Linked DNA regions of Homo sapiens: region 2 is linked to region 1. The links are chromatin loops, found by intact Hi-C in ENCODE. Cell type or tissue: GM12878. All regions are shown on one strand. Each heading gives the region's core, and the rest is flanking DNA. Links, peaks and the distances in the headings are about the cores only. Region 1 overlaps FHIT (fragile histidine triad diadenosine triphosphatase). Region 2 overlaps LOC105377114 (a long non-coding RNA gene).

The links. Peaks named below come from ENCODE experiments on the same cell type or tissue, not always from the same donor. Only the 100,000 strongest peaks of a DNase experiment are listed, where the experiment ranks them.
Region 2: it touches region 1 in a loop (5-fold over the local background); 7 of 110 quality-filtered maps call a loop at or near these places.

Annotation. Positions count from the first base shown.
Region 1 is chr3:60,750,374-60,760,095 of GRCh38, forward strand. The region is part of intron 4 of FHIT (fragile histidine triad diadenosine triphosphatase); the gene reads right to left. Among named protein-coding and RNA genes, the nearest start is that of MIR548BB, 140 kb to the left of the region's middle. In GM12878, for the core only: a CTCF peak has its summit at 4,954 (motif pointing right); no DNase peak of the experiment used is centred there.
Region 2 is chr3:61,376,445-61,386,166 of GRCh38, forward strand. All of the region lies in intron 3 of LOC105377114 (a long non-coding RNA gene), which reads right to left. Among named protein-coding and RNA genes, the nearest start is that of FHIT, 130 kb to the left of the region's middle. RefSeq lists a silencer at 5,410-5,479. In GM12878, for the core only: a CTCF peak has its summit at 5,532 (motif pointing left); a DNase peak (open chromatin) is centred at 5,487.

The sequences.
Region 1 (9,722 bases), core at 2,150-7,149:
GCTGTGCCTCCACCCAAATCTTATCTTGAATTGTAACTCCCACAATTCCCACATGTTGTGGGAGGAACCCAGCAGGAGGTGATTGAATTATGGGAGCAAGTCTTTCCTGCACTGTTCACATGATCATGAATCAGTCTCACAAGATCTGATGGTTTTTAAAATGGGAGTTTCCCTGCACAAGGTCTCTCTTTGCCTGCTGCCCTCCATGTAAGATGTGACTTGCTCCTCCTTGCCTTTAGCCATGATCATGAGGTCTCTCCAGCCATGTGGAACAGTAAGTCCAATAAACCTCTTTCTTTTGTAAATCACCCAGTCTCCGATATATCTTTATCAGCAGTGTGAAAACAGACTAATACACCTCCCAGCTCTGCTCCTGCAAATAAAGTCCCCCAGCCAAACAACCCTCCCTGTCATGTGAACCAGGCATGGTTCCTGCTTATTCCTCTTATTCCGGAGTAGTGGATTTCAGTTTCCTGCCAGCCTGCAGAATTATTCAGACAAGCCGACTTCATCCTCCCATAGAAACAGGGATAATCCCACCCCTCTTAATACTAAAGCCTTCTTCCCACATCCCCTGATTGCTCACTGTGTTCCCAAGTGCAACTCCCACGTGGACCTGTGTGGCACTCAGGGTCCTTCCTCCCTGGGCTGTGAGTATATGTGACTAACAAACTGCTGTCTCACTGGTCCAGTGTTGTTCAGTCATCTTTCTAACCCTAGGGTGGGACCCTTTCTCACCAACCAGGTAAGTCGAGAGTGGTTAGAACAACAGAAGACACCAGAGTGTTTACTGTGGAAGTAACATGGGTGAAATGCTTCACTTTAATAACTACTGGCTTTATTACAACTGAAGAAATCTGAGAAATGGATGATTACTCTTTTCTAATTTTATATAGGAGGAAACTGAGGAACAGAGAGGTGTTCAATGGATACTTAGAGTGAGACAGCACCAAATTATTTTTCTCACTTTAATGTTGCATTGTTCTCAAATATTTTTTTTACAAGATCCTTTCCAGATGCTTCTATGAGAATCACATATATCCAGTATTTACAGAAAGCCATTGCAAGCAATAAGGAAAATCCAAAAAGCAAAATATGGGCAAAGGATAGGAACAGATAATTTCCAAAAGAAGAAATAGGAATGCCAATGATGGCATAATGTCCAACCTCACTATGAATCAAAGAAATTCAAACAAAAATTACAACAAATATTTTTGTCCCTTTTTGGTTGAGAAAGCTTTATACTACCCACTGTTGGTGAGATTTTAAGGAATTGGAGATGCTCATACACAGATGGGATAAGTAGAAATCAGTATCTCTCTGAAAGGCAGGGTAGCAACTTTCTCAAAATCTTTAATGGTAGTATTTTATGAAAAAAAAATTCATTCGTAGGATTATATCCAAAGGAAACAACTTGTGAAATTCATAAATGTATATGGATGAGAATGCTTATTCATTGTTTTTTTATAATATAAAAAAACCAGAAACAATCTAAATGCCCATCAAAAGGGGATAGGCTAAGTAAGTTGTGGTACACCTATAAAATAGAATACTATGCAGTCTTTTAAGTGGAAGATGTAGATGTATATTTATCAACATAGGAAGATGATATTTGGTTTTAAAAACTAGGTTATAAAGCTGCAGGTGGAAGAGTACACATATTATGTAAAATGTTTATAAAATTTTGTGTTTTTCTACGTACACGCATAATGAGACATTTGTTGGGAAATTTGCAAAGTTTTAGTATTCCATAGTCTTCAAATTTCAGGTGAGTCTTACTCTCTTCTTTAGTTTATCCCAAAGGCACATATCAGTAATCAGGAAATAAAAGGTTGTTTTCACTGGGGGTGGGGGAACACATGGAGAGGAATGAATAGGTCACCTCAAAAAGAAAGCATACTTCAGGAAGAACTTACACAAATTACACAACATACTTTGCTTTTGCACTTATTTTTTATTTCCCAACAGATAACACGTGAAATTCCAGAAAGGGGAGAATCAATTGTGCATTCGATTTTTCACAGGGAGCTCATGAAACTAAGGCTTCTGTGCAGCAGCAGGGCCATGGAGTGGAAACTGGAAGGCGACTGGGGTCAGTAGGTGCTGGCCAGTCCCTCTCTGATTGAAAAGGACATGTGAAGGGTGCCAAGTGAGACCTCCTCTCCAAGTTCTCAACAATGGCTACTTTTTTGCGTTTTATTTTGTGAACAATTCGAACCCACAACCCTGGATACATTCCACTTGTGTAGGTTTCCCCTTCAGACAGCAAATGCTGCTGTTTCCAAATCCAATCATGAGTGTTTGCTGTTGGAGCGCTTGGTGTAAGGCATGTGTGTCCTATAAAATATGTTTCTCAAAACTTAACTTTTTAAGAAATCAGTCACTGGTTTATCTCCCAATTCTATCACCCAGAAGAAGAGAAAGATGCCAAAACAGATCCCACAGAGAGTTTCATTCTGAAAAACAGACATTTAATGTAGTTATTCTGAAAAAAATACAAACTGTATTATGTCACTTTAGAAATTTCAAAATAGAGATCTCTAGGTATCCCGTTAGGCATCTGTCGTGCTCCCAATTACATTACTTTCGACAGCCCTAAGAGAAGCAATATTTATTGGCCTACTAAGTCTTTAAGAATGCAAAACTTAACCCATCTGGAACTAGTTGTGTTGTTGGCTCCAGGGTTCCTTACATCAGAACAAATTCAGACATAAACTCTGGGACAGTTCTTGAATATTGCATGAAGGTGAGTTGCAGGCATTCACACAACACAGCATTGTCTTTTAAAGCATTTTTATAAAGCAGATCCAAAGGCTGGCAAACCTTTCCTTCACCATAAAGGAAATCTAGGCTAAAGGGGAAAATAAGAAGTTTATGAACTATTAAAAAAATAAAGCTGTGGAGTTAGGGAGTTATGGATTAGGTTCCAATCCATTAATTCTTTTATTCTCTGGCAGAGCTGGCTGAAGATGTGCAGCCCTCTGGCGGGTAACAGAAACATTCATGTCCAGAACAATCACAAAAAGGGAGAGAAATGGCTGGCAGAGCAGAGGGCGGATCCACTCATTTGGATGTTAATTTATACAGAAATCTGGAATTCAATAATCTCACATCCCCCAGGTAAGGGAGCGATCCACTCTCCAATTTCATTTGGGAGTTCTATTACATTAAGCAATATTCTGTTTGGCCAGACATGCCATTCTTCTCTTGAAGGAAATTAATTTCTTGATTCTTCCATCTAATAATCTAATATAATCCCAAGTCAGTGCTTTAAGTTTTCTCATGACACTACTAGACAAAATAAACTCTGAAGTACCTCTTGTGGGAACTCACAAGATACAGATGAAAACAAAAGAAGAAAGTAAAATTGAAGAGGGTGAGGCCAGGGACAATTAGGTATTGAACTGCCTGCCCTGCCTCTGACACATGATACATGTGATTTGTTAAGACGATTTTCTATCCTTAACTCTTCACTAAGTAGGGCTGCTTTACAATTTCCATAGGAAATTTATTTTTAAGTATGTAAGGCCTGTGAACAGGATAAATAAAAGATTACAAGGAAAAAAAAAAGCAGTGATTTCTGGTTGTTTAAAAGGCAACTCAACAAGCCTTTCCCAGCAAAAGGAAAAGGTCAGGATCAATAAAAGGGCCTTTCCTTTGGGAGGAGATCTGTTTTCAATTTAACAAAAATAAATCCTTATGGTGTAGTCTTCTGAAGACCAAGGAAACATCAAGCTATACAAGGGATCTGGCCTTACCAGGATAAGAAAACTTCTTCATTTGATATTCTCCAATAATATCAAAACAAAGTAAACTGTACCCACTTTGCACTCTTTCTCGGCCCCCTGCCTGTTAGTGAAAGGCCAGTTAACCTGAAAAATGAAAACCAGCTCTTAAATGTAAAGATGATACTACTCATTGATGCAATGTTATCCTGATAGTGGCTTTTCAGAGATATCATCTTAAGCGTGATATCAACAGGGGGAATCTCACATACGAGTAGAGGCTGGTTTAGAAAAATCCTGCAGGATATGGAGTGTCTTTGGTGACAGAAGTCATACTCTTAAAGGTATCTTGGTCAAACTCATCATCTCTTACTCTTTTTATATTAGCCGGGCGTGGTGGCACATGCCTGTAATCCCAGCTATTTGGGAGGCTGAAGCAGGAGAATGGCTTGAACACAGGAGGCAGAGGTTGCGGTGAGCTAAGATCGCGCCACTGCACTCCAGCCTGGGTGAGAAGAGTGAAACTCTGTCTCAAAAAAAAAAAAGTACTGGCTCAACTACTATGATGAGAAGCTTTTGGGAGATACTCAGTGGTAATGTCAGCCTTATTTTCTGTGGCAAATCTGAATCTTTGCTGCCGTAACACAGTTGTTTTCAACATTTACCCTTTCTACACTCATAGGCACACACACAATTTTAACTGATGAATTCATAGAATTCATAAACCTGACAGTGTCCCATTGCTGGAACCTTAGTCATACCCATTCCTAGCTCTTGCTAACTATAACTTCTCCATTTTTCCTTCCTCTCAAGAAAGTATATTAGATTGCAAGGTTGCAAGAGAGTAAGAGTCTTAACCTTAAATATGCTTTCATTTATTAGAAAAAAGGAAATCATCTGCATCCTTCAGCAATTTAAATATTATTAGAGAAAAACCTGGTGGGATTCAGCATCAAAGTTATTCTCCTTTCTGGCATGACCTCCTCTCAGCACTTCTTCAAGTATATAAATCCTACCAATACCTCAAGGTCCATCTACTCTGTATTCTGAAAATACTCCAATCTCCTCTCCCTGGAATCTACCAGGACTCTCAAACTCAAGTGTTTTCCAGCAGTCAGGAAAGTTAGTTGCATGCTGCAGGCCAATTTTCAGGCATGTGTGTTTACTGGATGAGTGATGAGGACATGACAACAGAAGAGAACACGTCCTCCCTGAAGGGGGCAGCAGCCAGTCAGTCCCATCCCATTGCTGTCAGGTGGGAATGCAGGCCCATAGCTACCCGATCTTCCAATGTTTTAAGATAAGTCGAAAATCTGCATTCTATGGATAATATCTCAACTTCAAATGTTGGCTCACTTAGGATGACAATGACTCTGTGATCTGCATTGGACCCATGGAACCACTAATTTGCAACCTCTGGTTTCTACAAAACATGAAGCTGACTGATAAATGACAAGCTTGTGCCATTTATCAGCAAGTGTTTGCTATTTCACATCATCAGTCACATCAGTATTTCAGAGAGCCATAAATAAATGTATAAGTTATAGGTAACAAAAATAAAGCAGGGCTTTAACTTAATTATCTTTAATTTAGCTTATTTAAAGTTTCAAATAACATGTAAAGAGGGCCTGAGATATTTATATTTAGAAATTTAGAGACATTGGTTAAATAAGTTAAGGAACAATGAGCCAGACTCTGAAGTCCCAGCAAGGAGGGACTGTATCTTTGTTTTATTCAGTACCTATCAAGAGTGCTAAGTACACAGGTTTGAATGGAACTGATTTGAATCATTTAAGGAAAAAGGTTCCAGACAAACATTGCATGCATTAGAAACTGAGTATTTCCCGATTAAACATACACCACCCTTACATTTCCAAAGTGTCAGCAAAGCATTCTGTTCTTTGGTCAAATCTTGTAAAAGCCACTTACTCCTAAATATTTTTACTTTGTAACCTTCACCGTTCCAAGTTCATCTAAAAGAATAAAGAAAATACCTGGCACAGAGAATGCATTCAAAGTGTATTAGTTAAATTTCACTAAAAAGAAGTAAACAAAAGACAAAAAACTTCAATGCATCTTGATTCTCTGTAGAGAGAGCACCTTGTGGCTTGGGCTTCTTCTATCAAACACATACCCACACCTTTTTGTCAGATAAACTCATTTGGTTTTTCTTGTGTAATGGGGTGAGTATTGTACAAGGTTTCAATGCCTTTTTTTTCCAACTCACATTGTCCCTTAGAAGCTCGAAGTACTAACAAAGTGCTTCACCACACAAAAGTGCTGTCTACATTTGTCTGGCAAATACGATGCCAAACGAAAAGCCTGATGAGTCTGCAATTCGTCATGGGCATGATCAAGCTCCAGGCTGCTTCCACCAGAGAGCAAATTCAACATTATAAAGGAAGTGTGGACAGGAAAGCCTTCCAGCAAGATTCTCAGAATATGGACATGAGATTCAAAGACTAATAAAATGGGTTGGGGAGACGGTATTGATGAAGAAGCAGCCGGAGAGGAAAAAAGGAGGATTTGAGCAGATGTCTGTCACTAAAGAAAGTGAAAGACACAGAGGAAAGAGAAGATCTATGTTATCACCTGTGATCCTAAAACAACTCTAGGAATTAGGCCGCATTATCCTTGCTTTTATAGAGGAAGAAAATGTGGAACAGAAAAGCTGAATAACTTGTCACAGTCTTACCCAGCCAATTAGTGGCTTAACTGGAGTTTGGCCAGGTCTTTTTGTCTGTATAGCACAAACCTTGTGACCACACAGCACTAACTTCCAATAAGTCACCCAAAAAGTCAGCTGCATGTAATTAGCTCTGCTGTGAAACTATGGACTGGGGAAAGGGCATTGTTCATTTGTTAGCTTAATTTTTGTTAAAGGCATACAAGACCAACCACAAAAAAAGAAAAACAAAAACAAAACAAACAAACAACAGCAAAAAAAAATCAGCCAGAGCTGTAGAAAATCAACTCTGTCATTAGTAAGTATATTTTATTCAAGTATGTGTTATTAATATATTTGAGATCTCCCAAATACTAAAGAGATAGAAATTTAGATACATTGGAGATAAACTTCAAGTAAGCTATTTTTTCACTATTGCATAAATGGGAAGATATTTTCATTGAAAATAATGTTCCTTTACTCAATCACCCAATATTTATTGAGAAACCACCTGGGCCAGACATTGTTCTGAATTCTGAAGATCAGAGAGTGAACAAGAAGCAACTGACTTTGTTTTGTTTACAGTTCAGATTGAACAAAGCAATGGCAACAGAGAAAGAAAGAGAAGCCATTTATGGTTTGTGATAAATGCTGTGAAGGAAATATTTTCTGATAGAGAATGAATGGAAAACTTCCTTTAGGCAAAGAGGACAGGAAGGGCCTCCTTAGGTGATTGTGTCTAAATGAGTCAAGCATGTCGAGGGTTGAAGAAAGGGTGCTGCAGGCAGAGAGATAAGAGTATGCTAAGAGCCGGTGAGGACACTGAACTTAGCTCTTCCTGGGAAGTGGCAGCCCCTTGAGTTGGTGCAGTGACCAGGGTGGACATGTGTAGTATAAGCTTCAGGGAAGAGGTGAGTAGAAACCAGCCAGCCCCTCATGGGTCTGGTATACCACTAGAGTGCGTTTGGAATTAATTGTAAGCACAAGAGAAAGCTGTTGAATGATTCAGTCTTCAACAAGGGAACAACATGAACAGATTGGTGGTTTTATTTTGGCTGCCATGTGAAGAATGGATGACACGACACTCGCATAGAAGTGGAAGACTAGTCTAGAGTTTGGAAGATAGCACTTGGACGTCCTGCTGGATGCCTGCCATTACCCTCTGGATCTGCCCTCCACCCTTTCCTCGCCTGTTGCCTGCCTCAGAGGCTGGCTTACATGGACTACGGCCCAGGGCTCTCTAGCTTCCAGTTAGTTTGGTCAATGGGAAACCCCAGCCAGAGATCAGAAGGGAGGAGAAAGAACTTAGGATATTAGTCCCTCAGCACCCTGTCACCTCCAAGCAGAGTTTCTCACAGGTTGGTTGTATCCCACCACCCAGGGCTGCTGGTCCTTCAGGTGGCCTCTGCCAAGGGGCCTGTCACACAGCTCTCCCTCAGGTCCCAATAACCTTCCCTCTCCTATGCCTCTTTCCTCCCCTTTACCCTTCAGGAGTTGAGTAGCATCAGAAAACGCTGCAGCTAGCCCCAAGGTACTGCACTCTGTCTTGTAGTTTGAAAATGCTACCTTTGTTAAACTCTAGTCAAATTACCCAATGTATGGATGCCATCTGTTTCCTGTGGGGCTGACTGATACAGGAAGAGAGAAGCAAGATACTATTTTGACACGTTCAGTTACTGTGATCCTTGAGTAACATTCTGTTTAGCTTGAGTTCATATAACTCAAAAGGTTATCAAGGAAATCTTACACCCTTTTACCTTTTTAGGAGAAGCAACAAATTCACCAAAGAGGTAAAATGCCAAAATCATGGGCGTGCGGATTCAGAAAATAAAATAAGCATTAGTGGTCATCAGTATTTGATTTCAGGCCAATTGTTAGAGCTGTCGCTTAAAAATTTAGATGTACATTTCTCATTCCATGTTTCATTTATTCAATCAATGTTTATTGAGTGCCTACTACTTGCAAGGCACTATTTTATGAACTAGACATAGAGCAGAGACCAAAACAAAATGCCTACTCTCTTGGAGCTTACATTCTGGGGGAGAATCAGAAAATAAACAACTCAATGATATCTTATGTGCTTATAAGAAATGGTTAACAGGAATAGAGAGTGGGAGATCAGCAAGAGGACTGCTGATTTATAAAAGACAGAGTAGGCCTTTCTTAAAAGGTGATAATCTGAGCAGAGATCTAAAGGAAAAGATGAAGCAAGCTACGGCGATGTCCAGGGCAAGTGTGTTCTGGGGGCGGAAATCATGAGATGACGAGGTGTGGGTGGCACTTTTGAGTACCAGTAGAAGGCCAGTGCCACTGTAGCAGAGGAAGTAAGGAGGACATTGGCAGCCTATGCAATCAGGGAGACGGCAGGGACAAGATGAATAGCCTCAAGAACTTTGGCTTCTATTTTGAGACAATAAGTTTTTATGGTTTTGAGTAGAACAGTGATAGGAATTGATTTAGGTTCAAGGGGCTCATTCTGGCTACTGTGTTGCAAATAAGGTGGCAAGGATAGAAATAGAGAACACTTACGCAAAAGTCTAGAGCAAAGATGGTGACTTAGACCAGGGTTGTAGCATTTATATTTGATATGCCATTTAAATATCCAAGGGAACATGAGTAGGCATGGGATGTGTAACCGAAGTCTAGAGTTGAAAGAAGAGGTCTAAGCTAGAGATAGAGATTTCGAAAACATCAGTATTTAACCTTGACAGTGGATGAGATTTTCTAGGAAGTGAGGAGAGCATTAAGAGACAAGTTTTTAAGGATGGAGCCCTGAGTCATTACAGATTGACAGATCAGAAAGAGGATGATGACCAGCAAGGAGACCAAAAAGGCCAGTGTGGTTAAGTGGGAAACCAAGAGGGTGTGGTGTCCCCAAAGCCAACTGAAAAAAAAGTATGTCACGAAGGAGGAAGTGATCAACTGTATCATGTACTGCTGATAGATCAAGTAAGAATAGAACTGAGTAGAAAAATGGATTTGGCAACCAAGGGGCCATGGATGACCCAGACAAGTGCATTCTGAGAAGCGGTGGGGATGAAAGTGGGATGGAGAGAACATGTGCAGGCAACTCCTCTGATGTTCTTTGCTGTAAATGGGAAGCAGAGAAACGTGGGAGCTGGAATGAATTATGCAGGCTTCTTTCTTTTTTTCTTTTCCCTTCCTTCCTTCCTGCTTTCCTTTTTTCCTTCCTTCCTGCTTGCCTTTCTCCCTTCTTTTCTTTCTTCCTTCCTTTATCTTTCTTTCTTTTCTCCCTCTCTTACTCTCTTTATTTCTTTTCTTTATCTCTTTCTCTTTCTTTCCATTTCTCTCTTTCCTTCCTTTGTTCTTTT
Region 2 (9,722 bases), core at 2,531-7,530, 630 kb after region 1:
AGTTAAGCACCTAAATCCTAAGGGCTTAATGAATCTTGGCAAAGTGGGCACACTCCTGTAACCACAAATGATATCAAGATATAGAACACCACCAGCACCACAGAAGGCTCCCTGTTGCCCCTCCTGGTCATTACCTCCTCAACAAGTAACCACTGTTCTGACCTTCATCACTGTTGGTTAATTTTATTTACTTCCAAATAAATTGGATCATGAAGAATGTACTTCTTTTCTTTCTAGATGTTCCCCTCAACATTATGTCTGTAAGATTCATCCATAATTTTGTTTGTACAGTAGTTGCTTTTTAAAAAGTTAATTTATAATATTCTATTGTATGCCAATGTCACAAATTATTTACCCATCTAGGGACATTTGGGTTGTTTCAGTTTGGGGCTATTAAGAGTAAAGTGATACTGAACATTCTTGTCCAGTTTTTTGTTGCTGTTGATTTTTTTTTTTTTTTGAGACAGTCTTGCTCTGTTGCCCAGCCTGGAGTGCAGTGGCACGAACTCAGCTCACTGGAACCTCTGCCTCCTGGGTTCAAGTGATTCTAGTGCCTCAGCCTAGAGGCTGAGTTTACAGGCGTGCACCACCACTGCCTGGCTAATTTTTTGTTTTAGTAGAGACGAGGTTTCACTATGTTGCCCAGGCTGGTCTCGAACTTCAGAGCTCAATCTGCCCACCTCAGCTTCCCAAAGTGCTGGGATTACAGGCATAAGCCACCACACCTGGCTCTTGTCCACATTTTTTAGCACATGTGTACTTAGATCAGGATTTCTGGATGATAGTGTAGGCATTATGTTTAGCTTTAGTTAACACTGCCAAGGAAAATTTTAATACAATGATCTTGTAAATTTACACTCCCACCAGTGGTGTATGAGTTCCAGTCATTCAACATCCTCAACAATCTTGGTATTCTGTCTTTTTCACATAAGCCATGATGGAGGATGTGTGGTCATGATGCATTGAGGCTTTAATTTGCATTTTTTGGCTGGGTGTGGTGGCTCACGCCTGTAATCCCAGCACTTTGGGAGGCAGGGGTGGGTGGATCACCTGAAGTCAGTAGTTCAAGACCAGCCTGGCCAACATGGTGAAACCTTGTCTCTACTAAAATACAAAAATTAGCCAGGTGTGGTGGCATGCACCTGTAATCCCAGCTACTCAGGAGGCTGAGGCAGGAGAATCACTTGAACCCGGGATGGGGAGGTTGCAGTGAGCTGAGATCGTGCCACTGCACTCCAGCCTGGGCAACAGAATGAGACTCCATTAAAATAAAAATAAAAATAAAATAAACAATTTTTAAAAATTGCATTTTTCTCATATTTAATGAAGGTGACCATCTTTTATTTATCTGTATTGGGCATCTGAATATTACATTTTTTACGTCATTCTCAAGATTTTGCCCACTTTTCTAGAGTTATCACCTTTTCCTTTTATTTCTCATAAACTTTTTGGAAGAAATAATTTTAGATGTACGGAAAAATTGTAAAGATAGTACAAGGCATTCCTATATATCCCTCAGTCACTTTCAGTTAATTTTAACATTTTACATTATCACAGTACATGTGTTAAAACTTAGAAACCCACATAGGTACTAAACACTCAATACTACTATACTAAACTTCAGGCTTGATTTGGACTTCTGCAGTTTTTCCACTATAATGTCCTTTCTTCTTCCATATATCAAACCAGATTACCACATTGTTTTCTATTTATCTCATCTCTTTTTTGTTCCTTTTTTCTCCTGTCTTGCATTCTATTTTATTAATCAAGTAATTATTTTATCATTACATTTTCTCCTTTTTATTACATTATTAGTCATACTTTCTTTTTTGTTCATTTAGTAACATACATCCAGTTATCAATCTACCTTAGATCAGAAAATGTACCACTTCCCAGATAATGCAAGAATCAACTCCATTCACTCCCTTCCTGCCTTCCATGCTGTTGTTGTCATGGGTTTTAATTCTACATATAGTTTCAAACCACTAGACATTATTATTGTTATTTTTAAAGAGTCAGTGTTTATTTAAACTTACCCACATATTTGTCTTTCCCATTGCTCTTCACTTCTTCCTGCATTTCTACGCTTCCATCTAAGACCATTAACTTCCTGATGAATAACTCCCCTTGTGCTTAATTTTAACATGCATTTTCTGGCAACAATTTCTCTTCTGTTTTACTTGGATATGAAAGTGAGTTTATTTCCTCTTCATTTGTTTATTTCTTCATTTGATATATTTCTTCATTTAAGGATATTCAAATGAATATTTTCATTTCATTTTCATGTATCTGTTTCATCCTTCATTGAAGGATATTTCTTTTGAAAGGAAAACTGTCAGTTTATTGTAACTCTTTTAAAGATGATTTGTCTTGTTTTCTCTAAATATGACTCAGATTTTCTACTTATGAGTTTTTAGCTCTATTTGCCGTGATATTTTGTATTTATTCTGTTTGGGGTTTGTAGACTTTCATGAACCTGCAGTTTGAGATCCTTCACTTGTTTTTGAAATTATTTGACCAGCATATCTTCAAATATTTCTTCTCCTCCATTTCCCTCTCCTCCCCTTCTGGAGCTTCAAATAAACATATATTCAACACTTGTGCCAATTTTTATATGTACCCTATGCTACTATCTAGATTTTCCATTAATTTTCCTTCTCTGCACTTCAAACTTAACATTTTCTACTTATCTACTTTCAGCTTACTAATTCTCTATTCTGTTCTCTAATCTGCAGTTAAACTCATTTTTTTACTTCTTAATCCTCTCAGCTCTAGAATTTCCATTTGACTATGCTTTTATAGATTCTAATTTTCTAGTGATAGTCTCTATTTTTAGAATCTACTTTTTAAATCTATTAATTATAGTTAGTTAAATAACCTCAATATCCACATCACCTGTAGACCTATTGCTGATTTTTTTTCCTTTTAGCTTTTGTCATTTGGTCAAGTTCCCTGGCAAACCTGATAATTTTAGATTGAAGGCTGACATTACACATGAATGATTGTAGAGACTCTGGATGATATTATATTTCTCCAGAGAAGATTTTATTTTCTTCTGCCTAAAAGGCAGGAAATCCTGATCCAATCAGAGACTGAAATAATTGGAGACTATTTTTAAGACTTTGTGAGGGCTGATCTATTACTGATTTATCCCTATCATCAGTCATAACACTTCAGAGGTCTCATTTAAAAGCCTGGGGAATTTACTGAGATCCTTGGCAGGTTCTAAATTATAATTTTTGTTTCTCCCCAGCACTGTGAGACTGCCAAGAGCTCTGATTAGTTTTTTAGCTAAAAGGCAACTACTTTTTTTTTCTGGGTTTCTTAGCCTCTCGCTCCACACATGCCCAGTTTAAGAATTCGCTAACGACTTGAAGGGAAATGGTATAGCAAAAGCTAGGATCACTTCTCTGAAGTTCCCATTTCTTCAGGATTTTGATGCCCTTAAGTTCTGGGTACTTAACTAGCCCTGAAGTTCAATTTTGGTCTCATCTTAGTGATACTGCTGCAAACTCTAGACCTCTGATTTCTCTTCAGCCTCTATGTCCCACAAGGCAAATTAGCAAAGATTCTAAGGGCAAAAGCATTAGCAAATTCAGGACTCGCCCTCTGTTTTTCCTTTTTCTTTGAGATCCTGGCCTCTCAACTTTCAGTTACCTTGGTTATTGTCTGATGGCTTCAAACAGCTTTTATTTTGTATTTTACTGAGATTTTATATTTGGTCTCAGTGGAGGGTCTGTCTAATTCTAGGGAATTTGGATTAAATTTATCCTACTACTTTCTTAGCCAATAAGGAAGTTGAAATCAACCTTCAAATAAGGCAATATTCTGTCCCAGTTTGCCTGGGGTGGTTCTGAGTTATATCTCTTATCCCAAAATAATTACTAATTATAACTGGTGCCCCCTTTCACTCTCAAAAGTGTCCAGTATGTGCAATAAATTACGTGATTTTCCACCTCTAAAGATGATTGCACCTTCTCCCTGCTTCGATTAAAATAACTATTAAATAATTACTTAATTTGTAAAACTGAAGAATGTTATATAACTAACCAATAAAAGAAAACAGGGTTTCATTTATATTACCTGTGAATGCTTTAGAACTAGTATTTCTTGTATGTACTTGAATATTATCTGGCACATCATTCTGAATCCAACGAAACTTTTCAATTTTTAAAGATCAAGGATATTTTCACAGTGTCAAGTAGATAATCAATTCCAATGTTGAAAAACTCATCATATCACGTATGCAAACATGAATACACATATCAGTATAATATGCCCACTCACAAAAGTCACCTATTTTTCTACATGTATAATTTTCATAGCATCTTAGGACTAGAAGAAATCTTAAAGATGATTGAACTCAGCCAACATATATATATATAAAATAATTATATATATTATATATACAATCTTCTACAGATAAAGACACTGAGGTCCCACAATTTCAGCTTAGGGTGACCTAAGTAATTCATCCAACATCACAGCTAGACAGTTATCACAGCTAGATCCTAAACTGTCTTGAGCCCCAGTCCACTACAATTCCCTCACTACATACCGCCCAACCCAGATTTTTCCGATTGGTAAACTCCTCCTGCTTCTACAATAACAAACACTTCCTGTTTCTATATTCTAGTACACAACAATAAAAGGATTTGAGAAACTTTTCCTACTAGGATATAAAAGGCAAGATATCTCCTTCTCTGAATTTCATAATCTTTTATGTTTTTATTCATTAAACTTTTGCTGGAATACCCATTGGGTAGCCCCCAAGGATTTGGAGATGCAGGTGGTTCATTAAGATTCTTTGTTTATTTCAACTGGAAGAATTTACAGACTACATGATTTATTAGGTCGCTGTAGTAGATACATCTGGTGCCCTGAGTCACATCTACCCAGCCTTATATCTGATTTTAACCAGGTTGGAATAGATAATTGAATGCATTCTCAGATCTGCTTCACCTGATGACGTCTTATCTCTAGGCCACACTGAGAATCTTTACTTTCTGCCCCATGGCCATGTTGGATTCCAGCAGGAGTTTTTTGGCTTATACATATGTGCAGCGAAAGAACAGGGAGCAACCTTAACCAATGGACAGGAGCTAATGAATAAGCACTCTTGCCGCCCCACAATTGTGTGGACAATTCTGGGAGGCATCCTTCATGCTTCTTAGGATGCTCCTGTAGAATTAAGCCCTGTTGCCCACAGCAGTAGTCTTGAAACATTATCCTCATGTTTCTCCATTTCTTCCTTTCCAGTCTTGTTCTTCTTGCTCCCTTATTCCTATCCTCAAAATCATTTTATGTGGTTTGGAGATCATTTTATGTGTTTTATGTGGTTTGGAGGAACCCAAACCACATAAAACTCAAACACTAAACTCTCCTATTTACGAAATGTCCCTATGTCAAAGCCCTCTCATCTTCATTTTCATACGTGGAGGCTACACCTCCTTAGCTCCTATTTCTATGGCATGTCTGCCCAGACAATAAAGCACAACTATGATGAATGTGTTCTATTATAGTGCCATCTAGTGGCAAGGATGAATCAAAGCTCACGGCATCTAAGTGACCAAGGTATAAGTATTAAACTTCAGCACTGGTAATTTCACATTACATGAGATAGATAGATGCATTCAGGAGCAGACAGACTTACCACAATTCCATTGAAGGTCAAAAAGATAAATGTTTGTGACAGGATATTAAAATGTTGGGATAATTTTATGATACGTAGGTAACACAAGCTAAGACAATGATAAAGATAATCAAATTTCATGCATGGAAAGGCAAAAGCTAATCACCGACAAGGTCAGGTAGAGCTTTACCTCTGTGTTTTAATTTAGCTGAGCATACAGCCATATTAAACACACAAAGTTGGTTCTCACAGTACAGAAATCCGCCCCACAGTCCGGAGTAAAGAGATCTCAGAATAGAAAACATGAGTATTAACATGAAATAATAAGAGCAGCTATCATTTAATGAGTACTTATTATGTTCCAGGCGCTTTACTAAGCATTTTATCCATGTAATCTCACTTAATTTTCACAACAACCCTATGAGGTGGGTACGACTGTTATCCTCATTTTTCAGACAAAGAAAGAAAGACTTAGAAAAAATACTAAAGTTCCCAATGTCACACACCCAGTAAAGAACAGAAAAAACATTCAAATGTAGGTTTATTTGGCTAAAAAGTCTGTTCTCTTATCCATTTCATATTACATGCTGCATCATCAATCATGACTAATTCTATGCCAAGTATGTTGTTAGTGATCAGTGTTATCTATAAGGACCTTCCATTTTGGAGACAGAGTGCTGAAAACAGTCATGGCCAAATGCCTTGCCTCAGGTCATCTAGAAATCTGTGGCCTGCCTCAATTACGACTTCTTCTTGCTCACTGTACCCTAGTCAAAACATATAGTCTTCCTCTTGACTGACTTCTGCCAGCAATTAATTTATATCCTCAAGCAAAAGATCTGATTGCCTTATCTTAGACTGTATAAATGAAAATGCTATTATAAGATTTTCTACAGAAGTATTAAAACTATCTATTCCAGAGAATTAAACTCTGTGCTATCTTCCGACAGTGAGTTCAGCCAAGTTTTGGGTGATTCAGAACCCAATGGTCATCATATATGTTCCTAGCAGTTCATACCAACACAAGAGATGGATTTACCATCGCAGGGCAGAGGAGCCTGTCATAAGAGATAGAATCTCCCCAGATACGAACATGTCCCTCTTCTTAATAAAGAGGAAGGCCGGCCGGGCACGGTGGCTCATACCTGTAATCCTAGCACTTTGGGAGGCTGAGGCAGGCGGATCACGAGGTCAGGAGATTGAGACCATCCTGGCTAACACGGTGAAACCCTGTCTCCACTAAAAAAAAAAATACAAAAGATTAGCCAGGCATGGTGGCGGGCACCTGTAGTCCCAGCTACTCGGGAGGCTGAGGCAGGAGAATGGCGTGAACCTGGGAGGCGGAGTTTGCAGTGAGCCAAGATCGCGCCACTGCACTCCAGCCTGGGCAACAGAGCAAGATTCCGTCTCAACAAAAAAAAAAGAAAGAAAGAAAGAAAAAAGAAAAGAAAAAAAAAGAAAGAAAGAAGTCCAAATCTACGCATCTGACGAATGGCTAATATCCAGAATCTACAAAGAACTTAAACAAATTTACAAGAAAAAGACAACCCCATCAAAAAGTGGGCAAAAGACATGAACAGACATTCCTCAAAAGAAGACATTTATGCAGCCCACAGACACATGAAAAAATGTTCATCATCCCTGGTCATAAGAGAAATGCAAATCAAAACCACAATGAGATACCATCTCATGCCAGTAAGAATGGCGATCATTAAAAAGTCAGGAAACAACAGATGCTGGAGACGATGTGGAGAAATAGGAATGCTTTTAATCATTGTGGAAGACAGTGTGGCGATTCCTCTAGGATCTAGAACTAGAAATACCATTTGACCCAGCCATCCCATTACTGGGTATATACCTAAAGGATTATAAATCATGCTACTATAAAGACACATGCACATGTATGTTTAATGTGGCACTATTCACAATAGCAAAGACTTGGAACCAACCCAAATGTCCATCTATGATAGACTGGATTAAGAAAATGTGGGACATACACACCATGGAATACTATGCAGCCATAAAAAATGATGAGTTCATGTCCTTTGTAGGGACATGGATGAAGCTGGAAACCATCATTCTCAGCAAACTATCACAAGGACAGAAAACCAAACACCACGTGTTCTCACTCATAGGTGGGAATTGAACAATGAGAACACTTGGACACAGGGCAGGGAACATCACACACCGGGGCCTGTCAATGGGTGGGGAGCTGGAGGAGGAATAGCATTAGGAGAAATACCTAATGTAAATGACGAGTTGATGGGTGCAGCAAACCAACATGGCACATGTATACCTATGTAACAAACCCGCACATTGTGTACATGTACCCTAGAACTTAAAGTATAACAAAAGAAAGAAAGAAAGAAAGAAAGAAAGAAAGAAAGAAAGAAAGAAAGAAAGAAAGAAAGAAGGAAAAAGAAAGAAAGCAAGCAAGCCAGGCACAGTGGTTCACACCTGCAATCCCAGCACTTTGGGAGGCCAAGGTGGGCGGATAACCTGAGGTCGTGAGTTCGAGACCAGCCTGACCAACATGGAGAAACCCCATCTCTACTAAAAATACAAAATTAGCCAGGCATGGTGGCGCATGCCTGTAACCCCAGCTACTCGGGAGGCTGAGGCAGGAGAATCACTTGAACCTGGGAGGCGGAGGTTGCAGTGAGCCAAGATCGCACCATTGCACTCCAGCCTGGGCAATAAGAGCGAAACTCCGTCTCAAAAAAAAAAAAAGAAAAAGAAAAAAAGAAAGAAGAAAAAAAAGCTTCTAGATCCTGTTGAACAACCATTAGCACAATCTTGGATGAAATATGTAATCTTTCTGAGAATTAGTTTTTCATCTTTGATAAGAAAAACGAAACTAACTTCACAGACTGGTGGTGAGGATTCATCTACACAAATAGCCGAGAATAATACATCATACATAGTAATGCTTGAATGTTTTCTCTCTTCTTATATTTTTTCTTTGTTTCATAAAGAATTTGAAGTTACTTATAAAAATAATTTCACAAAATGTTACCTATCTTCCTCCTTCCTCTGGTCCAATAAAGACAAATTTTTGCAGCAAGTTGAACACTGGAGACCTATAGGGCTCCAGAAATAAATACTTTTGAAATATCTGGGCTTGCCAATAGAGGACAATTTAGCAATATCTAACAACTTACAAATGCAAATGCTGCTTGATCTAGCAATTTCACCTGTGGGAATTTATCCTAGAGATAATTGATTTATGTATAAGCCTATTCATTGCAGCATTAATTTTAATAGGAAAAGATTTTTTAAAATCTAAATGTCCATCAGTATAGGATTGGTTATATAAATTATGGTTCATGGTATTCCATATAAGGAAATAATATGCAGCTTGAAAAAATTCCTGGATATATTTCTAAGTGAGAAAAGCACAGTACAGAATATTATGTATGATATACTACCATTATATGGAAAAGGGGGAGTAAATGAGTATACATTTATATTTGCTTGTACACATGCATAAAGAAACTCTAGAAAGACACCCCAAAAATGTGTGTTTTCTGGTGGGCAGGGGGAAAACTGGATCCGTGGGTGACAAGGGTAGAAAGGAGGTTTTTACTCTATTTCACTTTTTGTTAAGCCAATGCAAAAATTGAAGAAAATAGTTGAATTTTTCAAATGTTTAACTTGGCTTTTATCTAAGTTAAAAATGAGATAAGAAGAGCATGAAGTATGCCATCTTATTCCACATAGCTTCTAATAGACAAATAGAGGTACTGAGTCGTAAACTACTAGATTTTTTCCATGTAAAGATCATCATCACATCCTGGAAGCAGAGAGCTATCCATATCTATAACTATTTCCACTATTTCTATTTTGATCACTATTTGATTTTTCTGATGCTCTTCCAATAAGAGAATAATACAGTAGCTATTCATAGGTCGAACATAGTTTCACCAGTGACTTCTAACATAATGCTAACACATGCCACATGCCCTTTCGCTCCTCCTAAGGCAAATGTGTGACCCTTAATTTTGACTATGAATCACATTACTAATTTTTGAAAATATCAAAATCTTACACTTATAATCAAACAGAACTCAGAGAACCACAGGGTAAACAC